2 separate regions of the Homo sapiens genome follow, and region 2 is linked to region 1. Evidence: read pairs that join two places in POLR2A ChIA-PET (ENCODE). Cell type or tissue: GM12878. All regions are shown on one strand.

The links. ChIA-PET counts read pairs that join two places held together with the same protein. Peaks named below come from ENCODE experiments on the same cell type or tissue, not always from the same donor. Only the 100,000 strongest peaks of a DNase experiment are listed, where the experiment ranks them.
Region 2: POLR2A ChIA-PET joins it to region 1 with 5 read pairs; 4 of 35 experiments call an interaction of 5 or more read pairs at or near these places.

Annotation. Positions count from the first base shown.
Region 1 is chr1:35,533,923-35,541,922 of GRCh38, forward strand. All of the region lies in intron 2 of KIAA0319L (KIAA0319 like), which reads right to left. Among named protein-coding and RNA genes, the nearest start is that of KIAA0319L, 19 kb to the right of the region's middle. RefSeq lists enhancers at 6,027-6,076, 6,127-6,216. In GM12878, no CTCF peak of the experiment used is centred here; DNase peaks (open chromatin) are centred at 4,533, 4,779, 5,449 and 5,979; H3K4me3 peaks cover 2,321 bases; H3K27ac peaks cover 3,676 bases.
Region 2 is chr1:35,421,776-35,429,775 of GRCh38, forward strand. ZMYM4 (zinc finger MYM-type containing 4) reads left to right here. Exons shown (of 30, transcript NM_005095.3): 30 at 1-283. It also overlaps the pseudogene RNY5P1. Among named protein-coding and RNA genes, the nearest start is that of ZMYM4-AS1, 60 kb to the left of the region's middle. In GM12878, no CTCF peak of the experiment used is centred here; no DNase peak of the experiment used is centred here.

The DNA of each region.
Region 1 (8,000 bases):
CACATCAGTTCTACCCTGCAGGGGTTAGCACATTCAGAAACAAGGCAGAGGAGGTAACTAAATCCTTTGAAGGACACAATCAGGTATTACGAAGTTTGAAAAAAGCCAAGGTAATAACCATTGCCCTCTCTCCTCCTTTTCAAAAGGGGTAACATTTTTTTCCTCAACTACACACAGGTTGGATTGAAAGGTGGCAGCTGCCTCACAAAGCAGTCCTTTGAAAATAATTACTACTCACTGCCTTTGCTATGTGCCTAGCTTTGCTAAGAGTACAGTTTTTTAAATGTATGGTGTAGATGATTTGCTGAAACTACACTAACTGCTACACAAGAATTAATAGGCTTTGTGTACATATTCTGACTTCTTTCCCTTCACCGTGGTATTTCCATTTTTCCTAAAGATCATTCTGAACAAAAACAAACTCCTCATGGAACTACTTGCCCAACAGATACATATCAGCTACTATTCACACTAACTCTTGATTATCTGCTAGATGGAAAACAAGCTTCCAAGGACTCAATCACAAAACCTGAATCTTGCAGTACTTTGCTGGTTAAGAATGCTTACAACAGCAAGTCCTTTCCTATAACACTGTCACTAAAAAGCCTCAAAGATACTGGATTGTGACAAACTGTTGAAAAGAATAACAATCGGTGGCCGGGCGCAGTGGCTCATGCCTGTAATCCCAGCACTTTGGAAGGCCGAGGCAGGTGGATCACGAGGTCAGGAAATCGAGAACTTCCTGGCTAACACAGTGAAACCCCATCTCTACTAAAAATACAAAAAATTAGCCGGGCGTGGTGGCAGGCACCTGTAATCCCAGCTACTCAGGAGGCTGAGGCAGGAGAATGGTGTGAACCTGGGAGGCAGAGCTTGCAGTGAGACGAGATCGGGCCACTACACTCCAGCCTGGGTGACAGAGCGAGACTCCGTCTCAAAAAAAAAAAAAAAAAAAAAAAAAGAAAGAAAAACAATCACAAGGTCAGGAGTTCGAGACCAGCCTGACCAACATGGCAGTCAAAAAATCAGCCAGCTGTGGTGGCGCATGCCTGTAATCCCAGCTACTTAGGAGGCTGAGACAGGAGAATCGCTTGAACCCAGGAGATGGAGGTTGCAGTGAGCCAAGATCACACCACTGCACTCTAGCCTGGAAGACACAGCAAGACTCCGTCTTAAAAAAAAAAAAAAAAAAAAAAAAAAAAGAATAACAGTACCCAGTACCAGAACATCTCCCTAGAAGAGGGCAATATTTATAGGCAGAAGAGTAGGGGAAAGTCCTTTTACTCTACCTACTTGAAACAGAATACTTATACTTCACAGGCTAAAGAAAATATGAAAACCACCCTCATTTAGTCTAGGTGAGAAAATAAATTCATTCCCCAAGGTAATGTTCATACATGTCCCTCATAACATTGAGTTGAAATTTGTTTTCAAACAAAATCCCCTATCAAGATCAACAGCCCTATTCCACAATTGCTCTCTTCTATCTTTTGGCCCCCACCCCAAAAATCTGTGGTTAAAGCTTTAGTTCCTAAAGCTGAGATTCCTGCATTTGAATCTCAACCCAGTCACTTCCTAACTGTGTCATCTTGGGTCAAATTCCTTAGTTTTTTCATGTGTAAAACAGGAATAATTTTAACAGTACCTACCCTACAGAGTTATTAAAGATATAAAGGAGAAAATATATGCAAAGTACTTAACATGAGCCTGGCATATAGTATTAAAAAGCTCAGTATATATTAGTTGCCATTATTTATGTTGTTGTTGTTATACTTCATTTTAGCTCGGCCACCACTTTTTCCAGGAAGGCTTCTCCCATGAAACCTTCACCCCAAGATGCCTCTCTTCTGTGCATCCTACATATACCTCTATCATAGCATTTCTCTCACCAGATCATATTTGTTTGTCTACCTCACACACTCTGCCCTCTTTAAGTGCTGGGGTTGTATATTGTATGTGTAGGCCCAGAAAGATGCTTAGCACATAGTAGACATTCAAGGAGCTTTCTTGTTAATTTTAAAAGTTCACCCAATATTTAAATAAATTTGTGGGATTTTTTCTATACTAACAAAATCAAGCAAAAGATGTCAGCTCCAATATGGAATATCTTGAGTTATAGTCATTTGAATCAGATCCTTAATGTTAATTAATTTCCTTGGCTGAAAGAAGGAAGAGGCAAGAGAGAAAAGTAAAGTTCCTGGTTCACTAACAAATTAGAATGAGCTTTTCCAATTAAATTGGGGAGTGCACTGAATAGGAAATATGAGAGATGTGCAAAGAAAGAAACTGAAGAAAAGCAGAGTGGATAAAAAAGAGATAACTGAATAATATAACCAGCTGGGAAACAGCCTTTCCTGTCTAAACTCTAAACTAGAAAATCCTTTCAAATCCCAAAGAAATCTTTCCTCATGAAAGGACCAACCAAATTTCAGCTCCCTGAGCTACCTATTTCAGACCATTCGACTTCACTCAAAGGTGACATAAGCCTTCACCATGAAAATTTCTGAACAAAGCAACAGTGGAGAATAGCTTCCCAGTTCACCTAGGCAAAGAGCCATGCATCACTGATGACATCTAGATCCATTCACCTTCCCTTGTCCTGAGTAATGATGAAAAAGGAAAAACAGAAAAAGATACCTCAAAGTTCTGGTCACCTAGGTGAAAACAGGGAAACCACTCTATCACAATTCTAATGCCTTTAACTTCTACCTAAAACAACTTAATAAATCAAAAGTTTGCATTAATTGGATACAGGTGCTATTCCATTTCAAAAGACCCATCTGCCAAGGTTTAGCCCAAAGGCATTTTTCACAGCCAAGTATTAATCAAATCACTGGTGTAGCTGAAAATAGCTCTCCTACCATAAAGTCACCTGTTCAGAAACAATCCAGTCATCAAGGGCTTTATAATATTTAAAGGCAGATTGAAGGCAAATGATTAAGCTATGCACTTAAAAAAAAAAAAACAACTGTAACTAGGGGGTTACACTGCTGCATATGATGTACTCAGAATCTCCTGCTTCGCTTTTTCTCCCACCACCTTATGACTAAAAGACTCTGGAGAATGCTGTCAGCAAGGAGAGCACGCCTCCAAGCCACAGCTTGAAGGAGCCCACACCTCTCTATGTAATACTGTCTTTGTACTTCAAAAAGCACAGGTATTAAATTATAACAGATAAACTTTTGCCTATACATAAAAGTGGTTCTAAAAAGAAAGAATTGTTTTTCTAAAAAGAAAAGCACCTAGATATGATGTCGTGAATCTACCAATTCCCTGTGTAGCCCACTTGTAGATGGTATTGTTAAGAATCTGCAGTTGATTGCCATTTCTCATTGCAGTTATTACCGGCTGATAAATTATTTGCATTCAGCACAATCATACCAACCTCCCTTGGAAACCCACACAAAGAACCCTGAATCAGAGCACTATTTTGTTTTTTGGGAAGGTTTTTCCTTTCCTTTCCTTTTTTTTTTTTTTTTTCTGGCTTGTTTTGTTGTTTTTAAAGAGAAGGTCATTTAGAGGGCCGCAGCAGAAATATGTAAATTAAACAGAATTGTAGGCTTGGGAGGAAGTAAGGAAATAATATAGCTAGCCATGAAGTGTTATTTCAGCAGATATGGCCAATAGAGGAAAAGTTTATATCAATTTACCCATTGAAACTCTCTCTTTTTGGAGCATTATGTAAGCGCCATTAAAAAAAAAAAAAAAAAAAAAACTGCAGTGGGCTGAACTGGGACATGTGAGGACTCAATACAACCAAGCTTCAGATACTTAAATATCTCGAACCACTTTTTGCTTATAGCAAATAAAATGCAGAGCTACAGATGCTTTCTCATCTGTGTGTAAATGAAAGCAAAACTGTGTGAGTAGTTAGTATTCTTAGAATTTTTGAGAGCCAGTTTATTTAAATTAAATCAAAGCCAATCTGTATCTGTACAGAAATAATTTCTTAGGGCTCTTATTCTCTAGACTTACAGAGCTGTACAAACTCTTCCCTCTATCCCTCCCTCTAAGATAAAAAAAGTGAAAAGAGCTCTGTGGGTTAAAAGCCACTTCAAATGAATCTGGGAGGAGGAGGTTCAAAGGGATTAGAACATCCCATGTCTTACCAGCCTGCTATAAAACAGGGTTCAGCTATTCTCTGCCCCATTCTTTGTGTTCCCATAGCACATCTCGGAATTGATCATGCTTCTTTATGTTTCTACATCTCTCTCTGCCTCCATAGTGTGACCTCTCTAATGGCAGGAACTTGGTTTTATTTAGCCTGATATATTATTTGTTGACCTAAAATGCGTGTATCTATAGTATATATATAAAATACCTAGATATTAATTATCATTAATAATGTGAATTAAGCATCCTAGAGAAGGTACAAAAATGCAGTTAGGCCAGGCACAGTGGCTCACGCCTATAATTCCAGCACTTTGGGAGGCCGAGGCTGGCGGATTGCCTGAGGTTAGGAATTCAAAACCACCCTGGCCAATACAGTGAAACCCCATCTCTACTATAAATACAAAAATCAGCCAGGCATGGTGGCACGTACCTATAGTCCCAGCTACTCGGGAGGCTGAGGCAGGAGAATTGCTTGCAGCTGGGAGGTGGAGACTGCAGTGAGCTGAGATCATGCCACTGCACTCCAGCCTGGGCAACAGAGTGAAACTCTGTCTCAAAAAAAAAAAAAAAAAAAAAAAAAATGCAGTTAGCTTATTTTAAGGCACTGACTGAATGTGAGATAACACATATAAAGAGCCAGAGACCACAAATATTAGGAGAATGTAATCTAAGTCAACACCATAATGTGGCACTGACATTCGGGTAATTTCATATTGTTTGGTTTATTTATGGCAATCATGTGGCTTTTAATAGACTTCATTTTTCTGACGTGTTTTTACTTGTGTTTTTTTCTTATACCTCCATTTTCAAGTTAATTGTAAGTCACATTCTACTGACAGAAATGAAAATATGGGCAAATTGGTCAACACTCCTGACTGCCAAATTATCTAGTATAGACTATCTCTAACTGCACGGAAACTGGCGTTTCCTTATCCTCATCTGTATAATGGCAACATTTCTCTGCTGCTTCAAAAAATGGTATTAATTCTAGGCAGGGAAATAAGAACACCCAAATGTTCTTCAGTGTCTCTCTCTTTCTTTGACACACACACACTACCCACAGGGACACAGCAAAGCCCTGGAAACATATCGTACACATACGGCCTTTACTCTCCACCACTTCCTCTCCACTGACAGAGGCAGCCATGCTGCCAAGGTAGCAACCCCCACATGAAATACAAAAGAGTGGAGGCGAAACAGCTCAATCAAAACAGCTTGGGAACGGAAAGGAGGGTATGCTTGTCAGAGAAAGTCTCCAGGGATAGGCCAGAAAACTTTTGTTTCTGCCTTGAACATCCTGAGCAAATAACCCTGTTCCAGGTCTGCAGACCTCAGGTCAGGGGCCAACTCCTCCCTTTAACTTTTCACAGAAGGCGTAATAGGAAAACTCGCTGTTATTTGAAAAGTCCATTGTGAGAAATGTCAGAGTGCAGCTTATAAGCATACCCTGGGGAGCACAGCTGAGAGCAATTTTGAAAACCAAGCAGTTAGAAACTGATGAAGTAGAATGCACAGGTAGAAGACAGCTTGGCACTGCTTCAGCATATGGGGCTGCTTGCTTCAGGCCAGATGCCACAGACTGACCCAGCAGGATGCAGATTACTCAACTTTCTGAGATGGAAGCTGGCTCTTCAGCTTTTCTCTACAAGGCTGCTTCATTTATTCTGATTAAGATTCATTCACTGTAGCCACCCCACTTCCATAAGCCTCCAGCTGACTCTGGTTGCCCTCAGTTAAGGACAATAAACATTGAGCTGTATCAAAAACAAACAAACAAAAAACAGAGGAGCCATTTCTTAACAGGCAGGATGGCAGTCCTCTTGAAATGGTGAACTTGAATCTGAAATTAAGGCTACAGAAGTGAAACTGAATCAATGTTACCCCCCACTCCATCTCCCAGGTCTGGTAATATTAGTCATTCCCCTTATTACCTAAAAGTGAAAGAATTCATAAGCATACATTTATTTCAAACTCAAATGTGCTGCTGGATTAGAATCAAAACATAATGTTAAGCCAGTTGGAAGAAAGAGAGCATTCCTAAAAATCCTGTCATCTGCTGAGGGAGTTTAAAAAGGGGAACTGAAGTGAGATGCACTGGGCACCCATCTTTAGGGCAGAGTCTGCAGTGGGTAGAGTTCCAGATAGGCCTTGGCTGGCATTCCTCCCTGCTTCTGTTTCCCTTTGGACAGCGTCTGTGATGGCTAACTCACCATTCAGGGACATTCATAATTCTTTCTCTTCTTAGGGCATTTTATAGTTTCCTTTTGTGATTGGCCAGGGAAGTTCAAGATTTATATAATTGGTGCTTGCTTCATGCTAAGCATTGGAATGGTTCACCTAAGATCCTGAGTAACAAACCTGATGCCAAAAGGGCAGGAGCACCCTAATGCAGAAGACTTTCAAGTGCTGATGGGCTGGGTGTATCTAACGCCCATGAAATCACCACAGGAACACACTTCCAACTTGGGGGCAAAGGCTGCAGCTATAGCACTCTTTCCACATTTCCAAATAACCACTCTAACTGCTTATTCAGGAAATGTGGATTATTAAAGGTGAGAGAGACAGAGCACTGGATAGAAAGGAAAACTGGAGATATACCATCTTGTGGACAGGAACTTCACTTACATAATTCTTGGCAGAAGGTTATTCTATTAAGACCAGCTTGAGACATCAAATTGTCTAGTCTCCTACATTCCCAGGATTCTGCAAAGAAGACTAGGTCTCTATTGTCATGGCATTACCTTGGGACCCTAGGGAAGCCTCAAACTCCTTGAAGGGAATCTTGATGTCAGCAATGCCATCCCTCTCAAAGGGAATTTCTGTTCCCTAAGAATGGCAAAGGTATTAACAGACTGCAAGCTTCATGAGGGCAGAAACCGTATCTGTCTTGCTCACCAATGTATTAATTTTCCCTTTTTTTTTTCTTGAGACAGTCTCACTCTGTGGCCCGGGCTGGAGTGCAACAGCGTGATCATGGCTCACTGAAGCCTCGACTTCCTGGGCTCGAGCGATCCTCTTACCTCAGTCTCTCAAGTAGCTGGGACCACAGATGCACACTATCAAGCACAGCTAACTTTTTATTATTTTTTTGTTACAGGGTCTCACTATGTTGTCCAGACTGGTCTCAAACTTCTGGCCTCAAACGATCCACCTGCCTCGGCCTCCCAAACTGCTGGGATTACAAGCATGAGCCACTGCGCCTGGTCTTACCACTGCATTTCTAATGCCTAGGATAGCAGGCACCTGATAAATATGTTTTGAAGGAAGGAAGCACAGGACAAACTCTGCAAGCTACTTCTTTTTTTTTTTTTTCCTTTTTTTTTTTTTTTTTTGAGATGGAATCTAACTCTGTCACGCAGGCTGGAGTGCAATGGTGCAATCTCAGCTCACCGCAACCTCTCCCTCCTGGGTTCAAGTGATTCTTCTGCCTCAGCCTCCTGAGTAGCTGGGATAACAGACATGCACCACCACACCTGGCTAATTTTTGTATTTTTAGTAGAGACGGGGTTTCACCATGTTGGCCAGGCTGGTCTTGAATTCCTGACCTCAGGTGATCCACCCACCGCAGCCTCCCAAAGTGCTGGGATTATAGGTGTGAGCCACCGCGCCCAGCCTACAAACTACTTCTAACCCAAAACCCAAAAGTGTTGTTGAATCAGCCCCAGTCAAAACACTGTCCTGACCAAAGACAGAGCCAACCTGGCCTACCACAAGGCCTTGCCAAGCATGGGCACATATCAGTTTTGGGGGAAGTGAACTAGGGCAGAGAGCAAGGTGGAGTCGTGGCAGCAGAACAGAGTCCTCTTCCAGAGGAAATGTTTCCTTAGCTGGGGGAAGAAACAAGTGGCCCATCATGCTCCTCAGTGGCATATTACAATCACGGAAAA
Region 2 (8,000 bases), 110 kb before region 1:
TGAAAATTGTGTAAAATTACATTTTTTTTCCAGGGGAGAAAAAAACATCAAACAAAAACATCTAAATCATCCTTTTTGTTCTTTTTCAGTTTTTAACCACTTTTAGGTTTTCCCCTTACAGAAACCACAGAAATATTCCCTTAGAATAAAATAGTATATTTGTATTTGATGGGTGAGTTCTTCTTCTTTACGTCTTAAAAGAATTTGAAATCTCTTTTTCTGATTGACCTTATTGGTATGACCCAGCAATTAGTAAAATTACAAAGAAAGAGAGCAGTTTCCGAGAAAGAAATTTTTTTTATGTAGTCCAGTCAACATATTTTTTCATTGCAAGTTCTTTTATTTCCTTTTTTCCATCAAAAGACTTGTTCCCATTTTTAGCTAATTTACTGACTATATTCAAAGTCCCAACAGGTAGAAATATCAGAGATCATTTATACATATCATTTCAGGCAAACTTTTTTGAGATTTACAAAGCCTACATCAGTTCAACTTTAATGAAATTGTAAGACTAGAATAAAGGATATGTTCATTCTTAAGTATAAATACATGTTTAAAACAGGAATGTAAGACTAAATAGCATTTTCCTTCGACTTCAGAGTTGTCTTGGTATTATGCAGCTGTACTTTCAAATTCCGTATCGACTTTCTACCTACCTGCCTTGTGGCAATCCTAAATTTATAAAACAGGTTTTCCCAAAAGATCTAATGTAAAATGAATTTCTATTAATGAATTCAGAATTTAATTTTCCAAAGAAGTCTCCTAGGGTATTGAGTTGAAGTTTTAGGAAAGAAGCAATCATACCCTGAACTCCTCTAGACTAGCACTTGTCTGTTACACTGTGCTATCATCATTGAAGAGAATAGTGATTGAGAGGCAATGCTATGTAGTGGAGAGATCATAGGCGTCGAAGCCTAGTGTTTCTACTTACTGGTTGTATAACTTTAGGTAAATTACTTAACCTCAGGCCAGGCACGGTGGCTCACACTTGTAATCCCAGCACTTTGGGAGGTCGAGGCAGGAGGATCATGAGGTCAGGAGATCGAGACCATCCTAGCTAACATGGTGAAACCCTGTCTCTACTAAAAATACAAAAGTTAGCCGGGCGTGGTGGCGGGCGCCTGTAGTCCCAGCTACTCGGGAGGCTGAGGCAGGAGAATGGCGTGAACCCGGGAGGCGGAGCTTACAGTGAGCCGAGATCGTGCCACTGCACTCCAGCCTGGGCAACAGAGCGAGACTCCGTCTCAAAAAAATAAATAAAAAAATAAGTAAATAAAAATTAACCTCTCTGTGCCTCAGTTTTGTTATCTATAAAGTGGGTATAACTCCCTTATTAAGTTGTGCCTGGCACATGGTAGGCTTTCAAATGTCAGATATTTTTTATTACATGCAAATTTCCTGGCCTGTACTAACACATTAAATAAATGTTAATTCCCACACTACAGTCTGAATTTTTACTAAGTATAGCACTTTGGCTTCTGCAAAACATAATACTCTATTTATATAACCAATTCTACATATTTGAATCAAACAAAATTACAAATTCTTCACTTGTGCTTATGTGCATATCAATAGTAATCAACATCACAAGAATCCATTGATATTTTCACTATATTGAAAAATGGGGCTGGGCACGATGGCTCGTGCCTGTGATCCCAGCACTTCGGGAGGCCAAGATGGACAGATCACTTGAGGTCAGGAGCTCGAGACCAGCCTGGCCAACATGGTGAAACCCCATCTCTACTAAAAGTACAAAAATTAGCTGGGCGTGGTGGCAGGTGCCTATAATCCCAGCTGCTTCAGAGGCTGATGCAGGAAAATCACCTGAACCTGGGAGGCGGAGGTTGCAGTGAGCCGAGATCAGGCCACTACACTGTCCAGCCAGGGCAACAGAGTAAGACTGTCTCAAAAAAAAAGAAAAAAGAAAGAAATGGGCATGTATATCAGTATATATAGGAACAGCATATGATAGAGTTTATTAGTTTTTTTCTTTATATTTCTTTTTGTTTGTTTTGAGACACAGTCTCACTGTTGCTCAGGCTGGAGTGCAGCGGTGCGATCTTGGCTCACTACAACTTCCGCCTCCTGGGTTCTAGTGATTCTTCTGCCTCAGCCTCCTAAGTAGCTGGGATTACAGGTGTATGCCACCACACCTGGCTAATTTTTGTATTTTTAGTAGAGACGGGGTTTTGCCATGTTGGCCAGGCTGTTCTCAAACTCCTGACCTCAAGTGATCTGCCCACCTCAGCCTCCCAAGTGTTGGGATTACAGGTGTGAACCACCACGCCTGGCTAATATTTCTTTTTTTCTTTGAGATGGAGTCTCGCTCTGTTGCCTAGGCTGGAGTGCAGTGGCTCGATCTTGGTTCACTGCAACCTCTGCCTCCTGGGTTCAAGTGATTCTCCTGCCTCAGCCTCCTGAGTAGCTGGGACTACAGGTGCACGCCACCATGCCTGGCTAATTTTTGTATTTGATGGGGTTTCACTATGTTGGGCAGGCTGGTCTCGAACTCCTGACCTCAGGTGATCTGCTGCCTGCCTTGGCCTCCCAAAGTGCTGGGATTACAGGCATGAGCCACTACATCTGGCCTATTTATATTTCTTTGCATATGAATGCCAGGTCATAAATTTATTTTTTAATTGGGAGAAAAACCTTAAATCTATGAAACTTCTTTTACTTGGTAGGTTATATATGTCATCAGTTTAGGAACAAGACAACGGTACAACAGCAATCTCCCCACGCTTCACTTCATTAACAGAACTGCTCCTTCCCCAAAAGTTTTAGCTAGGCAGTGGCTCCCTTGGTAAAAAAGTGTATTTTCCAGGCTAACTTGTAGTTAGGAGTGACCATGGGACGAAGTTTTGACCAATGGCATGGAAGCAGATGTGAGTTTACATCTCCCAGGCTACACTCCTAAAAGGAAAATGCATGCTCCTCTCTTGTCTTCCCTTTTTCCTCTGATCTGGAGCATGAACGTGGTCATGGCAAACCAGTTTTGTCCATGTGGGAAAGGGCAGCATACCAGAAGTACATTAACCTCATGGACAGAGCCACCTGTCTCTCCTGGTCTGCCTACTAGCTCAGACCTTCACATAAGAGAGGAACTTTCATCTTATTTAAAGCCTTTTTTTTTCCTCTTCATTAAAGTAGCCAAACCAGTATCCTAACGAATACACCGGTAATGCCCACTGTCACATTACCACTAAACGGAACTGGAACTTCTCATCACAACAAAAAAGGTTATCAATATTGCAAGGTGAGAAAACACATTTGTTGTTGTTGTGTTTTGTTTTTGTTTTTTTGTTTTGTTTTGAGATGGAGTTTCGCTCTTGTTGCCCAGGCTGGAGTGCAGCGGCGCGATCTCCGCTCACTGCAACCTCCATCTCTCAGGTTCAAGCGATTCTCCTGCCTCAGCCTTTCAAGTAGCTGGGACTACAGGCATGTGCCACCACGCCTGGCTAATTTTGTATGTTTAGTAGAGGCGGGTTTAACCATGTCGGCCAGGCTGGTCTCAAACTCCTGACCTCAGGTAATCCTCCTGCCTCAGCCTCCCAAAGTGCTGGGATTACAGGCGCGAGCCACCACACCCCGCCAACAAACTCTTAAATAAGTTTGGCCGGCCACGGTGGCTCACACCTGTAATCCCAGCACATTGGGAGACCGAGGCAGGCGGATCACGAGGTCAAGAGTTTGAGACCAGCCTGACCAACATGGTGAAACTCCATCTTAACTAAAAATACAAAAATTAGCTGGGCGTGGTGGCAGGCGCCTGTAGTCCCAGCTACTCGGGGAGGCTGAGGCAGGAGAATGGTGTGAACCCAGGAGGTGGAGCTTGCAGTGAGGCGAGATTGTGCCACTGCACTCCAGCCTGGGAGACAGAGCGAGACTCTGTCTCAAAGAAAAAAAAAAACAAAACTATTAGCTAGCCAACCTAATTCGTGTGTGTGTGTGTGTGTGTGTGTGTGTGTGTGTGTTTCACACAAATGAAATCTTAAATTTTATTTATCTCTTGATTCTGGTGTTTTGTTTTGTCCCCTAAGGGGAGGTCTTTGCCATTTTTATTTACTTAATGCCCATTGGTCTACTCAAGTTTTTAATGTCTTGCCAATTTGCATTTTAACTTCCTCATTTTCATCTATATGTTCAGGTTTATAACATATAGTTCATAATTATTTCCTTTTTAAATTTTGTATTGTGTTTGCATCTTCTCATTTTCCCGGTCATTCTTAACCTTTTCAAAGAACCAGCATTTGGCTGAGTCTTATTTCATGTATTTCTAATTTTATTAATACTTTCCTTCTCTTTTCTTGTTTTTTTTTTCCAGTTGTTCATTCTTTAAATGATTGAATGATTGCTTCATTCATTGTTAATCTTTCTTGTTTCCTGAAAATGATTTAAAATCTACAACTTTTTCCTCTCAGTACTGCTTTAGGTGTGTTTCCCGATTCAGGCACAATGATGCGGTCATCAGCCTAAAAGTGTTTCCCATTTCCCTTTTTAACCCAAGTGTTTGTCCACCCTCCCTTGCCTGCTAGCAGCCTTGTCAGTTTTCAGGCTGTGTTTGAGGGATACTAATACTCCTCCTATTTACATTGTTTGTTTCATTGTTCTTTCTTATCTGTGTATCCCACCTTTTTTCCTTTTTGCATTGAATTGTTTTATCAGATACTGTAAATATTGCTCCCCCAGTTTCTCTTGGTTAATATTTGCCTGTTTTTCCCCCATCTTTTTTGTCCTATAATTGTTAGATTGTTTAAAAATGTTTATATTGAGAGTCTTTGTTATTTTTTATTCATTTATATATGTCATTATAGACTCTTAGGTTCCTATCTTATTCAGTAGGTTGTATTCTGATGCTCATTTATTTTGATACTCAAATTGTCATATATTTGACCAACGGAAGCCCCTTCTAGCTGGCTTTTATGTCCTTCTGACATGTTCCTGTCCGTTTTTCAGCATTTCTTAAGATATTCCAGGATTTTGTGGTACTCTTTTGGAATCAGTCATCTCTCTATAGAGCCATAAGACCTTAGCACTTGGCGTGCTCACTGCTACTAAGGTAAAATTGCTTCTATGCCCTCTCAGTGGGTAGAGCAACCAATCAATAACCACATATTCATATAACTATACACATCTATATCCATGTGTGTGTGTGTATGTAGTTTGTTTCTTTAAACCTGTGAGTTGATTCCAGTTTTTCCAATTTCAGTTCAACACCTCAGGATTCTTTGCAGCCTTCTCTCCCTTTCCACATTCATAATCCTTTCTCAAAAAGTGTGAAACCTGGCTCCCATTATCCTCAGTATATGTACTTATTTTCTCAATGAGGAACTTGTTTGCACAGTGTAATTAACCTCCCAACCATTCCAGCCACCCACTGCCCCTCTTACCCTGCTGCTAGGTGGTGGCTGCCTTACCAGGAGACCCCCTCACCACGTGCACATGTGTCCATGGTTTGAGGAGGCCTTCACCTCCTCAGAGGCCACTGTCTCCATGCAGGGAGGGCAGTGGAGACTGGAAGGAAGAGGCCAGAGTCTGGTGTTAAGTTCATATGTAAACACCTTAAACTTAATTACGGCTAATAGAACTTATTTCTGCTGTTTAGTTTTGTGGGTTTTTTTTTTTTTTCACAATTTCTGTTTACTGAACTTTTCGGTTTATCCCCTTGCTTCCCACTGAGTAACAAATTTTCTTCTACTTGTTTAAGAAAGTAATACTTTCTACTTTTATTGATATTACTTTTTTTTTAATTTGAGACAAGAGTCTCGCTCTGTCCACCAGGCTGGAGTGCAATGGTGCGGTCTCAGCTCACTGCAACCTCCGCCTCCCGGGTTCAAACGATTCTCTTGCCTCAGCCTGCCAAGTAGCTGGGACTACAGGCGCATGCCACCATGCCCGGATAATTTTTGTATTTTTAGTAGAGACGGGGTTTCACCATATTGGTCACACTGGTCTCAAACTCCTGACATCGTGACCCACCTGCCTCATCCTTTCAAAGTGCTGGGATTACAAGCCTGAGCCACTGCGCCAGGCCAAAATGCAAAGCTAGTCAAGCGTGGTTGTGGGGGGAGACAATGGTAAATCAGCTTAACAATAACCCACAACACTCAGACCAACATATTACTCTTAATACTAATCATGTTTGTTTACCCCTGTTGGTTTCTTTAACTTACCATCTAAATCTTCTCCTAGTAAGACTTTGTTAGACTTTTATGTTCCTTTGGTCTTGCCCACTCTTACTTACTATGTAAATTATTTTATTATATACTTACAGGTTTTTTTTCCTTTTTGTTAGTCCTGTTTCAGACTACAAACTTTGCCAGCGTATTTGCTCACCATCACTTCCCATCTCTCTTCCCATGTCTAGATTAATTTTTCTATATTTGACCACTTCTTGCAAGAATATGTTCTAAATGGGCCCTTTTGTGAAAAAGTTACTGAAGCCTTGTGTCCCTGAGAATTTTTTTTTTTTGAGACAAGGTGTTGCTCTGTCACCTAGGCTGGAGCTCAGTGGCATAATCATGGCTCACTGCAGCCTCTATAACTCCTGGGCTCAAGCAGTCCTCCTGCCTCAGCCTCTGGAGTAGCTGGGACTACAGGCGTGTGCTACCATGTGGAGTTAATTTTCAAAATGTTTATTTTGTAGAGATGGGGTCTCGCTATATTGACCAGGTTGGTTTCGAACTCCTGGCCTCAAGCAATCCTCTTGCCTCGGCCTCCCAAAGTGCTGTGATTACAGGCGTCACACACCTTGCCCGGCCGCCTGAGAATATTTTTTTATTACACTCAAGTTAGTGAGTTTGTCTTACTATACATTTTGGGGTCAAAGTTCTCTCCTTTAGCACTTCCTTTCTTTTTTCATCTGATACTGTTAAAAAGCCTGATGTCCATCTGATTTGATCTGTTATTTCTCTGAGAGCTTTCAGAATTTCTGCTTTTCTTATTGGTCTTAAATGTCTTTCACTACAATGTTTCTGTTTGTACAGTTTTCTTACTAATTATTCTATGAGTCCTTTGATCTTTCTTTAATTCTGGGAAATGTATTCTCATTATTTTTCCAAATATTTTCTCCATTTTTTTTTCTCTTTCCTTCTGCGACTCCCATTATTCAGATTTGGCACTTCTGCTCTGTCCCTGGACTGCTCTGTATGTGTGTGGGGGGGTGTTCCCACGTTTTTATTTTCCTGCTTTGTTTTGGCAGAGGCCCTCAGTATGATGCCCCACCTCATGGATTTGTTGTGAGATATATCTGTCCTATCCCATTTGTTAATTTTTTCACCCTTAATATTTCTATCTGGAGCCGGGTGCGGTGGCTCACACCTGTAATCCCAGCACTGTGGGAGGCCGAAGTGGGTGGATCACCTGAGGTCAGGAGTTTGAGACCAGAATGGCCAACATGGTGAAGCCCCGTCTCTACTAAAAATACAAAAATTAGCCAGGTGTGGTGGTGGGCACCTGTAATCCCAGGTACTCAGGAGGCTGAGGCAGGAGTATCTCTTGAACCTGGGAGGCAGAGGTTGCGGTGAGCTGAGATCACACCATTGCACTCCAGCCTGGGTGACAGAGTGAGACTCCGTCTCTTAAAAAAAAAAAAAAAAAATCTGCTTGGTCCTTGTTCCTGTTTCAGATTGCCAACATTTCCCGGTTTGTTTTGAATTCTAGTTCAGTTTGCTGTCTTTGTGGGCAGGGGCTTGGGCTCCTCAGGTGGCATCTGGTTATTTTGGCCTGTGAGCTCATGTTCCTTCACAGCACCAGCTTCTCTGTAGTATTTGTTGGTGAAAGGCCAAAGCCAGGCTCTACCCTGTCCCTCCCAGTGAGTTGAAGAAGGGAAGTTCATGACCTCCAGGTCCCTCACAGTTGCTGTTGACCACTCCACCAGGAGTGTTCCAAGATTCACCTTCAGACCTGTAGGAAGCAGCACTGCGAGGAGGCACAATTTCCAGTCATCCTCTGCCAGCTCTTGAGGCTTTGGAGGGAACAAGGGCTTGGAATTTCAAACC